Regions from separate parts of the Homo sapiens genome. Here region 2 is linked to region 1. A link is an interaction called in ENCODE POLR2A ChIA-PET data of the cell type or tissue named here. Cell type or tissue: K562. All regions are shown on one strand. Region 1 has its middle 57 kb from the start of LINC02200. Region 2 has its middle 25 kb from the start of APC.

The links. ChIA-PET counts read pairs that join two places held together with the same protein. Peaks named below come from ENCODE experiments on the same cell type or tissue, not always from the same donor. Only the 100,000 strongest peaks of a DNase experiment are listed, where the experiment ranks them.
Region 2: POLR2A ChIA-PET joins it to region 1 with 5 read pairs; 4 of 35 experiments call an interaction of 5 or more read pairs at or near these places.

Annotation. Positions count from the first base shown.
Region 1 is chr5:112,568,542-112,573,541 of GRCh38, forward strand. No RefSeq gene overlaps it. Among named protein-coding and RNA genes, the nearest start is that of LINC02200, 57 kb to the right of the region's middle. In K562, no CTCF peak of the experiment used is centred here; a DNase peak (open chromatin) is centred at 2,700.
Region 2 is chr5:112,710,643-112,715,642 of GRCh38, forward strand. It overlaps a transcript of APC not described here. Among named protein-coding and RNA genes, the nearest start is that of APC, 25 kb to the right of the region's middle. In K562, no CTCF peak of the experiment used is centred here; no DNase peak of the experiment used is centred here.

The DNA.
Region 1 (5,000 bases):
CAAACTAGGCCAGTGAATATCCAGAAGGCAGGGACTGTGTTCTTTGATTCCCCAGTGAACACCACAGTGTCTAATGCATAGTAGGTGGATGTCTAATGCATAGATATTGAATGACTGCTTAATTAAATGAAATAATTAGTACACCATGTGGTTATGTTGCTCAGGGCATAGATTTCATTTTTGTGTGTGTGTATGTCTAAAGGGCATAAACTTTCCTTCTATTTAAATTAATTAAGAACAATTTTATGAATAAATCCTTTTATAGGTAAACTATTTTGCTAGGAGAGAGGGAAGGGGGCAAAGGCTGATAAACTTCCTATTGGGTACTATGTTCACTATCTGGGTGATGGGATCAACGGAAACCCAAACCTCAGCATCACACAATATGCCCTTGTAAAAAACCTGCATATGTAACCCAAATCTAAAATTAAAATAAGTAAAAAGAAACAAGTGAGAAAAAGTTAAAGTACTTTGTAGATGACATGATGCTGTGGGAGGAAATTTTACATATTGAGAGTTTTTTGACATTGACAAAATAAAATAAATTAAATATAAATTTACCAGCCAATGGGAAAAAAGAAACCAATGACAATCAAAGAGATATTTGCCTCAGGGTTCTCTCAGTTTGTCTTACCCTGAACTCCAACCCCATCAACCTCCTGGTGAATGGCCCTCCCCTTAGTGCAAAATCTAGAGGATAAAACCCAGTTTCCTCTCCTTTCTGTGATACTCCAGGGGCATTTCTGAGCCCCAAATAAGTCTTTGATGTCTTCCTAGCAGCCCTCTAAGCAGACAGAGAATGGTATTAACAATGACCACTGCCTTGAACCAGCAGCTAACCCTCCTCCAACAAGAACATACATGGGCTTCTCCAGTGTGGCAGCAGCTATATCCACAGCTGATCAATACCCCACCACTGTCAGTCCCACTCACGGTGGGCTTGTCTACCTAATAATTGCTATCTCCTGTCCCTTTGTTCTTGCTATCAGGACTCCACTTTTATTGGATAGGGTTCACTCTACCATGTGTTCAAGGTGACTCTGGGGTGGCTGTTAATTAGTCTAAGCCAAAGTTTGGCAAACTTTTTTAAAAATAAATTTTATTATAATATTAAAATATTCTGGAAATATTTCCAGTTTTGTGGTCCAGATAGTCTTTGTCACAATTATTCAACTCTATGCTGTTGTAGTATAAAATTAGCTGTAGACAATATGTAGACAATTGAGTGTGGTTGTGTCCCAATAAAACTTTATTTACAAACATAGGCAGCTGGGCAGGCACAGTGGCTCATGCCTGTAATCTCAATGCTTTGGGAGGCAGAGGTGGGAGGATCACTTGAGCCCAGAAGTGAAAGCCAGCCTGGGCAACATAGTGAGACCTCATCTCTACTGAAAAGAAAAAAAAAAAATTGCCAGGTGTGGTCACATGTACCTGAAGTCCCAGCTACTCAGGAGGCTGAGGTGGGAGCATCACGTGAGCCTGGGAAGTTGAGGCTACAGTGAGCCATGTTCACACTACTGCACTCCATTCAGCCTGAGCAACAGAGTGAGACTCTGTCTAAAAAACAAAACAAAAACAGGCAGCAGGATAGATTTGACCCAGATGCTGTAATTAGTTTACTCATGGTCTAAGCCAATCATGGAATTGTCCTCTCCCCTACCAGTGATTGTTATAGACAATGGGCAATACCACGCAATAGGGGCCAATGAGACACAGGAGACAGTCTGCTGGGAGTCTTCTCTCTGATAAAAAGAAGAGCCTGCCTTTCCTGACTTGAAAGGGCTTGTATAAGGATGTGATACCTGGAGGTGGGCTAGCCGTTTTCAGCCATGGGAGACAAGCCTGAGAATGAAGACCCATTCTATGCATGGCAGATTCCCATTCTATGGAATAAGAAAGCCACATACTTCCTTCGCGATGTCATCGTGCAACTGAATTAACTAACTTTTATTATTATTATTATTATTATTTTGAGATGAAGTCTCACTCTGTCACCTGGACTAGAGTGCAGTGGTATGATCTCGACTCACTGCAACATCTGCCTCCCGAGTTCAAGTGATTCTACTGCCTCAGCCTCCTGAGTAGCTGGGACTACAGGCACACACCACCATGCCTGGCTAATTTTTGTATTTTTAGTAGAGATGGGGTTTCACCATGTTGGCCAGGCTAGTCTCGAGCTCCTGACCTCAGGTGATCTGCCCATCTCAGCCTCCCAAAGTGTTGAGATTACAGACATGAGCCACCGCGCCCGGTCTGAATTAACTAACTTTAGAACTGCCTGCCTCTTGGCTTTTTGTTGTATAAATAGCCACTTATTGGTTAAGATATTTTTAGTACAATTTCTATTTTATTTGCAGCCAAAAGCACTGACCAGTAGCATGGCTCCTCTGTGGTCACCACAGGCTGTTTCTGCTGCTGCTATCACAGAAGCTGCTCCACTCCCTGGCCCCACTATTGCCCACTCTGACTCTTCTGCACCTATTCTTGCTTCTCTGCCTCATGATGAGACCATAGCACCACTGTAGACTCTCATCTCCACAGAGCTACCTAGCAATAGCCCTCCTGCCCCAGTGGACAGGGAGTTTCCCCCACATGTCTATCAGTCAGGACCCTTGCAGATACAAATGACAGAAAATCCAATTCAAAATGAATAAAGCATTTTTAAAAGGAAGGGGGTAGAGTTATCAGCTCATAGCACAACTGTGCAGATTCACACCCAGCTTATCTATGGGCTCAAACATAATCATGAGTACTCAGTCTCCCTTTTCCACCACTGCTTTTCTCTTTGTTGACTCTTCTCTCAGGCATACTTTCTCCTCACATTCTATTTTCTTGGGAAACATAGTTATAAAGACTCTCTTATCTTAACAATTTCCACAAGTGTTCCAAATTCAGACCTATTGACTATGATTGGGTCACTTGATCATGTTACTGGAGCCAGGAGATGCAATGCTCTGTCCAGTTTCAGCCATTTGCCTATTTGCCCCTGTGGCTGGGAGTAGAGTCAGCTCCAACTGAACTATAAGAAAGTGTGCATCAGTCAGGTTCTAGCAGAACATAGATAGTGGTTTCAAACTGGCTAATTTGAGGAGAATTTAATAAAGAAACTATTTTTAATGGCATGGTATAGTTAGAGAAAACAATGGCAATAGTGCAGTATGCTAGGGTTAGCAACAGTGCAGGAGCTGTTACCATCCCAAAGCCTAAAAGAACAAGGGAAGGGTGTGGTCATAGAAGCCAGAGAGGCTAAGTGTAGAGTGCGAGCCATCTGACAGGAGTGATGGTCTTGCATAGGCGCACAGAGCCAATCTCAAATGCCATGGAAGGAAAAAAGCCAAGATGGGATGGAGATGTAGGGGGGTAAATTCTCTGATCTCACTTTTCTCCAAGGCTCTTCAGAGCACAGTTCACTAGTCATATCCAACTGGAAACCAACGAGCAAGGAGGCTCACTGATACAGTCCATACAGGTATATCCAGCATTGAGTTCAGAAGCAGTTCCCCAAGGAAAACAAAGGCTCTCGAACAAATGAAGGGGATTGGCAGGCATTACAAAAACCAGATCTTCACTATAATAACATTTTGCTTTTTCAACACAAAACTGATGGCCTACTAGATGAAGAGAAATATTGCATCTAGAGCTCAGTGTCCCTGAGGTTCTTCCTTCTAAACCAACTCTTGACTTACCAACACCTCATTCTGTCTCTTGTGGCTTGATTCAGTCTCATCCACCCTCACAGTTGCTGTTTCTCCAGCTTATAATATCTACTCATCACATGACATTTCCAATTCCTTTTCCACTTTTCACACTGCCCCCTCCTCCCAAACAGTGTTCAGTTCTAGCTAAATTCCTAACCAATCTCCTCCACTTGGCCTAGGAATTTCAGTCCATTTTTCCGATCTTGTCTCAGCAGCAGCCCGGTTGGGCAGGGCCTAGGCTTCCACACTGGAGGGCTAACTCTTAGCCATTGGCCTTTGTGACACATATTGTTTGGTCCACAAAATGCCTTGCTCTGGATTTCCTATATTATTCCTGCACCAGCCTTTGGACAAACCCAACTTTTGGCTGACTACAAGCAGAGAGAGTACAGTCTAAACAGCAGGCAGCCTGGATTGCTCCAATTATAGGTTAACTTACACAGGATGTCAGGAGAGGGAGCATCTTCTATTTCTTTCTTCCAGGCAATGCTGATGATAGAGAAGGAGTGACAAAGTAAGTATGCAACTCTACAATTTGTTTCTTACTAAATTGAACAAAATCCATTGGAAAAACAAGTTTCTAACCCAGAATCTTTTTCTTTGTGATCTATTTATTTTTGTCTCTTAATTTACTAACTTTATTTTTTTCAACTCATTTTATTTCTACTAACTAGGTTTGTGATTTTCCTTCCTTCTATAGAACCTATGTTTCCCTCTGATCAAGAATGGACTTTCAACAGTTGCTTTCAGATTTAAAGTTTGCTTATAAAGAAGCTATGCTAAGTCTCCATGTCCCTGAACAAGTCCAGCCCCAACTCTTCTCCAATGACAAATTCTCTCTCCTGAAAAAGGGCCCCTGTCTTTTATGTCCTCTACCCCAGAGTATGTTCCCTGCTTCCTTTTCCAGGAACAGCTTTTACCTTCCCTCCTTTAATCCAGTTTCTTAATCCTGATTGCTAAAAACCTCATGTTCCCTTCAGGGTGTCTCCCAAGTGGCCTAGTAGTCTTCGAAGAAACTAGGACCTTTCTGCAAAAGCTCAAGGTGGCTGACCTATAAATGTAGATCAGATTCATTTAGCCTACCTCTTTCTTTCTGCTTAGAAAAAGTGCCAGATCCAAGGTTCTTGTTGCATTTAATCTCACTGTTCTTCAGCATTTCATTTTTTTTTTAGACAGGGTCTCGCTCTGTTACCCAGGCTACAGTGCAGTGGCATGATCATGGCTCACTGCAGCCTCAGTCTCCTGGGCTCAAACAATGCTCCTGCCTCAGCCTCCCAGTAGCTAGGACTACAGGCCTACACC
Region 2 (5,000 bases), 140 kb after region 1:
ACTGTATTTCTATTCTTTTCTTTAAAGACTTATTCTTTCATCCCAGGAAGCTGTTATAGTAGGAAGAACATTGACTTTTGAGCAAGATAGAACTTTTGATCTGGGTTTTTGAAGTCTTTTAAAACCACTTTAGTAGCTGTGTAACTGTGGGTATGTTACTATTCAGATTTCATTCTGTATCTATAAAATATGTTATACTTAGCTCACAGGGTGGTGGTTAAAGAAATTAATACATGTTAAATGTCCATCCAAGTGTTTGGTACATTGTAGAGTTCTTACTAAATGCTTCTGTGCTTTGCACTCGTACTGCCTTTACCATTTCACCACTGAAACTACTGTTTTAAAAGTTATCTGTGACCTCCGAATCACCAAATCCAATGACGTTTCCTCTGTCATCCTTGGTTTCCTTAGACCCAGGGGTCCCCAAACCCCAGGCTGCAGACAGGTATCAGTCCTTGGCTTGTTTGGTGTTAGGAACTGGGCAGCATAGCAGGAGGTGAGCAGCAGGGGAGCAAGCATTACCACCTGAGCTCCACCTCCTGGCAGATCAGTGGCGGCATTAGATTCTCATAGTAGTGCCAACCTTGTTTTGAACTGCACATGCAAGGGATCAGGGTTGCATGTTCTTTATGAGAATCTAACTAATGCCTGATGATCTGAGGTGGAACATTTTCATCCTGAAACCATCCCCCACCCAACTCCTGTCCCATGGAAAAATTGTCTTCCACAAAACCATTCCCTGGTGCCAAAAAGGTTGGGGACTGCTGCCTTAGATCAGTTGTGAAATATACTGTCTTCTGTAGTCATAAAACGATCTAGATTTCTTGGCTTTTCTGCATTATACTTCCTGATTCTGTATTTCTCAGGAAGTTTCTTCACATTTTCCTTTTATCAGTTAGGCTGCAAATGGGATTTAAAAATGAAAGATAAGCTGGGCCATGGTGTCTCACACCTGTAATCCCAGCAGTTTTGGAAGGCCCAAGTGGGAGGATTGCTTGAGGGGCGGAGTTCAAGGCTGCAGTGAGCTATGATTGGGCCACTGCACTTCAGTCTGGGTGACAGAACGAGACCCCATCTCAAAAAAACAAAAAAACCCAAAGAGATGTTTTGGCTCTTGCAATTGGCAAGTACATAGATAGAAGTGGCTTGAAGAGTGCTTTGTCATGTCATCAGGGCTAAGCTCCCATTTATCTGCTGTTCTCTCAACATTGTCCTTGTGTTTGGGCTTTAGACTTCCCTTCTAATAAAAAAAAAATTGCCACCAATGATGTTCATATTATAGCCCCTTCATTTATTTCCAAAGAAAGAGAGAAGGCCACTTCTCCTAGCCTTTTCCCAAGAATCCTAAGCTCTAGTTTGATTAAACAAACATAGATCATGCTGCCAAACCTGTAACAATATCTTTGTCTAGAGGGATGGAATTATCCTAAGTGGCTTAGCCAGTGGAGTGAATCTTACCTGAAAATAGAGACTGCAACACAATACGGGGAAGGGGTGGATCCTGGGGAAGTAACCAGTGTCCTCAAGGTTCCATATGCTTTTCACTGTGTTCTCTTGGTGATCATATCCTTTATGATATAAACCATCATTTCTGTGGGGCTGTTTCTTGGTTCTGTAACTCCCTACTTCCATTTCCTCCTGTATATGTCTATCTTATATATACTACCCTAAGTTTAACTCATACTAAACTGAGTCAGTTTGATCTCTTCACCAACCCTCACCTAGTGTGTGTGTGCACATATATGTTTTGTTGTTTGTGAGACCGACGGGGTTTCACTCTGCCACCCAGACTGGCATGTAGTGGCATAATCACAACTCACTGTAACCTAGACCTCTCAGGCTCAAGCAGTCCTCCCATCTCAGCCCTTAGCCTCCTGAGTAACTAGGACTACAGGTGTGCATCACCACACCCAGCCCTTTTTTTTTTTTTTTTAAGCGACCGGGGCTTGCTGTATTCCCCAGGCTGGTGTCAAACTCCTGGGCTCAAGTGATCCACCTGGGATTCTCAAAGTGCTGGGACTGCAGGCATGAGCCACTGCACCCAGCAGCATGTGCGCGTTTGTATTCCTCTTCCCCCGATTTCTCTTTTCTAACTACCTCTCTCTCAACAACCCAGTCTTGAAATCTTTCAGAAATCTTGGTTCTTCTCCCACTGTCAATCACGTGTCAGATCTTGAATATATCTTGTTTAGTTAGGCCCCCAAGTTGTATAATACCCAGTTAACATTGATTTAAACAGTATCTCGGGCTAGGCGCTGTGGCTCACGCCTGTAATCCCAGCACTTGGGGAGGCTGAGGCGGGCGGATCACTTGAGGTTAGGAGTTTGAGACCAGCCTGGCTAACATAGTGAAACCCCATCTCTACTAAAAATAAAAAAATTAGCCGGGTATGGTGGCAGGCGCCTGTAATCCCCACTACTCAGGAGGCTGAGGCAGGAGAATCACTTGAACCCAGGAAGTGGAGGTTGCAGTGAGCCAGGATTGCATCACTGCACTCCAGCCTGGGTGACAGAGCGAGACTCCATAGCAAAAAAAAAAAAAAAACCAGTATCTCACATAAAAAGTCCAGAAATGGAGTATTCCATGGTTAGTTTAGCTGTGCTATGATTTCATCAAGGATTCAGGTGCTTTCCATCTTTATGCTTGGCTATCCTTAGCATGCTTAACTTTGGGCTCAGACTTTGCCATCATGGTTGCAGATGGCTCTGCTCCAGGCATCACATTCTCCAAAGACAGGTGGAAGTTTGTCCTTTCATCTCTTAATTAGGCAACTAAACCGTTCACAGAAGCCCTCTTTCCGATGTCCATCCTGGCGTGCCGCTGCTTTAATTACGAGGAGGCTGGGAAAATGAATATGTGGCATTTCAGTCTAGGAAGAGGGTAAGCAAATGGCTGATTAGAAGAAAACAGATGGTGTCAATGACAGTATTGTATGGAGAAATTTAAATAAATAAGAATTTTCAGATAATAGTGGCAAATTTAAAACACTGTTTACACCAAGAGTTAATATAAGCTGTACATAGGATTTCAGTGTTTATTTTCTGAGAGAGAGTCTCGTTCAGTCACTCAGGCTGGAGTGCAGTGGCTTGATCTCAGCTCAGTGCAACCTCTACCTCTTGGGTTCAGCGATTCTCCTGCCTCAGCCTCCCAAGTAGCTGGCGCCTGCCACCACACCCAGCTAATTTTTGTATTTTTAGTAGAGACAGGGTTTCGCAATGTTGGCTAGGCTGGTCTTGAACTCCTGACCTCAAGTGATCCGCCCACCTTGGCATCCCAAAGTGCTGGGATTATAGGCGTTAGCCACCGTGCCGAGCCTATACGTAAGATTTTGACTGAACATTTAAATAGTCATAGGTGACTGGTTAAAAATGAATTATTATGTAAAATTAGAATATTTCAGTGGTATATCCCAGTTTGTTTAAGACTGTGTTAAGTACATTTAAGCATATCTGTTGGAGCTACTGCAAGAAACAGGTATGTTATATGTAACAACTATTGAAATAGAGTTGTGGTTCCCCTTGGGGATGGGAGATGTTTGGAAATACTATATGGGGACATTTTTGGTTGTCACAGTGACTGCGAGGTACTACTCATAATTATTAAGTAGAGGCCAGATACACTAATGTCCTGTGATGTTTGGAATGGTCCCACAAAACAGAATTGTCCTTTCAAAAATACCAGTAGTGCCCCTGCACATGTATACACTGAAGTTAGCAAATGCTTTGCCTTTTGAAAGAATTCAGAGATTGATCTATATTCTTACATTGCAAGTGACAGAAAACACAAAACTGGCTTAAACAAAAAAAGGGACTGAGTACATCTTCTAGTAAACTTTAGCTAAGACTTCATCCAGTGGCTCACATGAAAACATCAAGGACTTAATTTCTCTTATTCATTCTGCTCCATTATTCCCCATGATTTGGTTTTATTCTTGGGCTAGCTTATCTTAATGGTGGTAAATTACTGTAGTACTTTCAGACTTCATATCCTCATTTCACGTATAGTAAAATGAAAAATATTTTGTATTTGATTTTACAAGTATTTATTTAGTATCACCACTACTGAAACTTTCCCTAAACATCTATCCCTAAAAAGTTTATTATCTCTTCTATCATGCTTCAGCTTTACAATCTATATATCACACTCTATGGGTATTATTTTTCTGTCCCATGCATTACTCTACCTTGTCTTAATTATTGTATTCTTAATGTCTAAATGTCTGGAATACTGTCTGGCATAGTAGTGTATGATAACTGTTTATGGAATTAGTGAATGATTTTGTGCTTACTACAGAAAGGAAGAAGCAAGTATATATAACATCTATTGAAATAGAGTTGAGGTACCCCTTGGGGATGGGAGATGTTTAGAAATTTAAGAACGCCTCATTCCTTCATCAGTTATTTTTGAATCCTGAATTATGTACATTGTACTCCTACCACTAAAGCATGTATATGATGCTCTTGCAGTTGTTATAATAGAGTATGAATTCGTTTGAAAGCGTTACTGAATTCTACTTGTGTTTTTGTCATTTTCTCAACAAAACCAAAACCAATTATTAATTGAACAAATATTTTTGAAGCCTGCTGTAGGCAGATAGTGTGGCAACATTGAGTGGGAACAAAACAGAGCCTGTGTTGTCTGAGCTTAAATTTTAGTGGGGGACATAGTCAATAAATATTATATATGTACACATACACACACACAAATAACATCAGGTAGTATATAGATCTTGAAATAGAATAAAATAGGTTCAGGGGACAGGGGATACTACTTTAGTTTGGTAAGAGAAGGGCTTTTTGAGAAGCCGTTTGTGCTAAGAGACCTGAGTGTTCATGAGTGAGGTGGCCTGTACCATTCTTGTCGAGATGTGAAATAGAATAAAATGAGGTGCCCATCATTTTTGGTTTTGGAAGAGTTTGTGTATAGTTGGAATGAATTCTTCCTTAAATATTTGTTATAACATGTCAGAGAAACCACCTGGGCTGGGAGTTTTCCTGTGG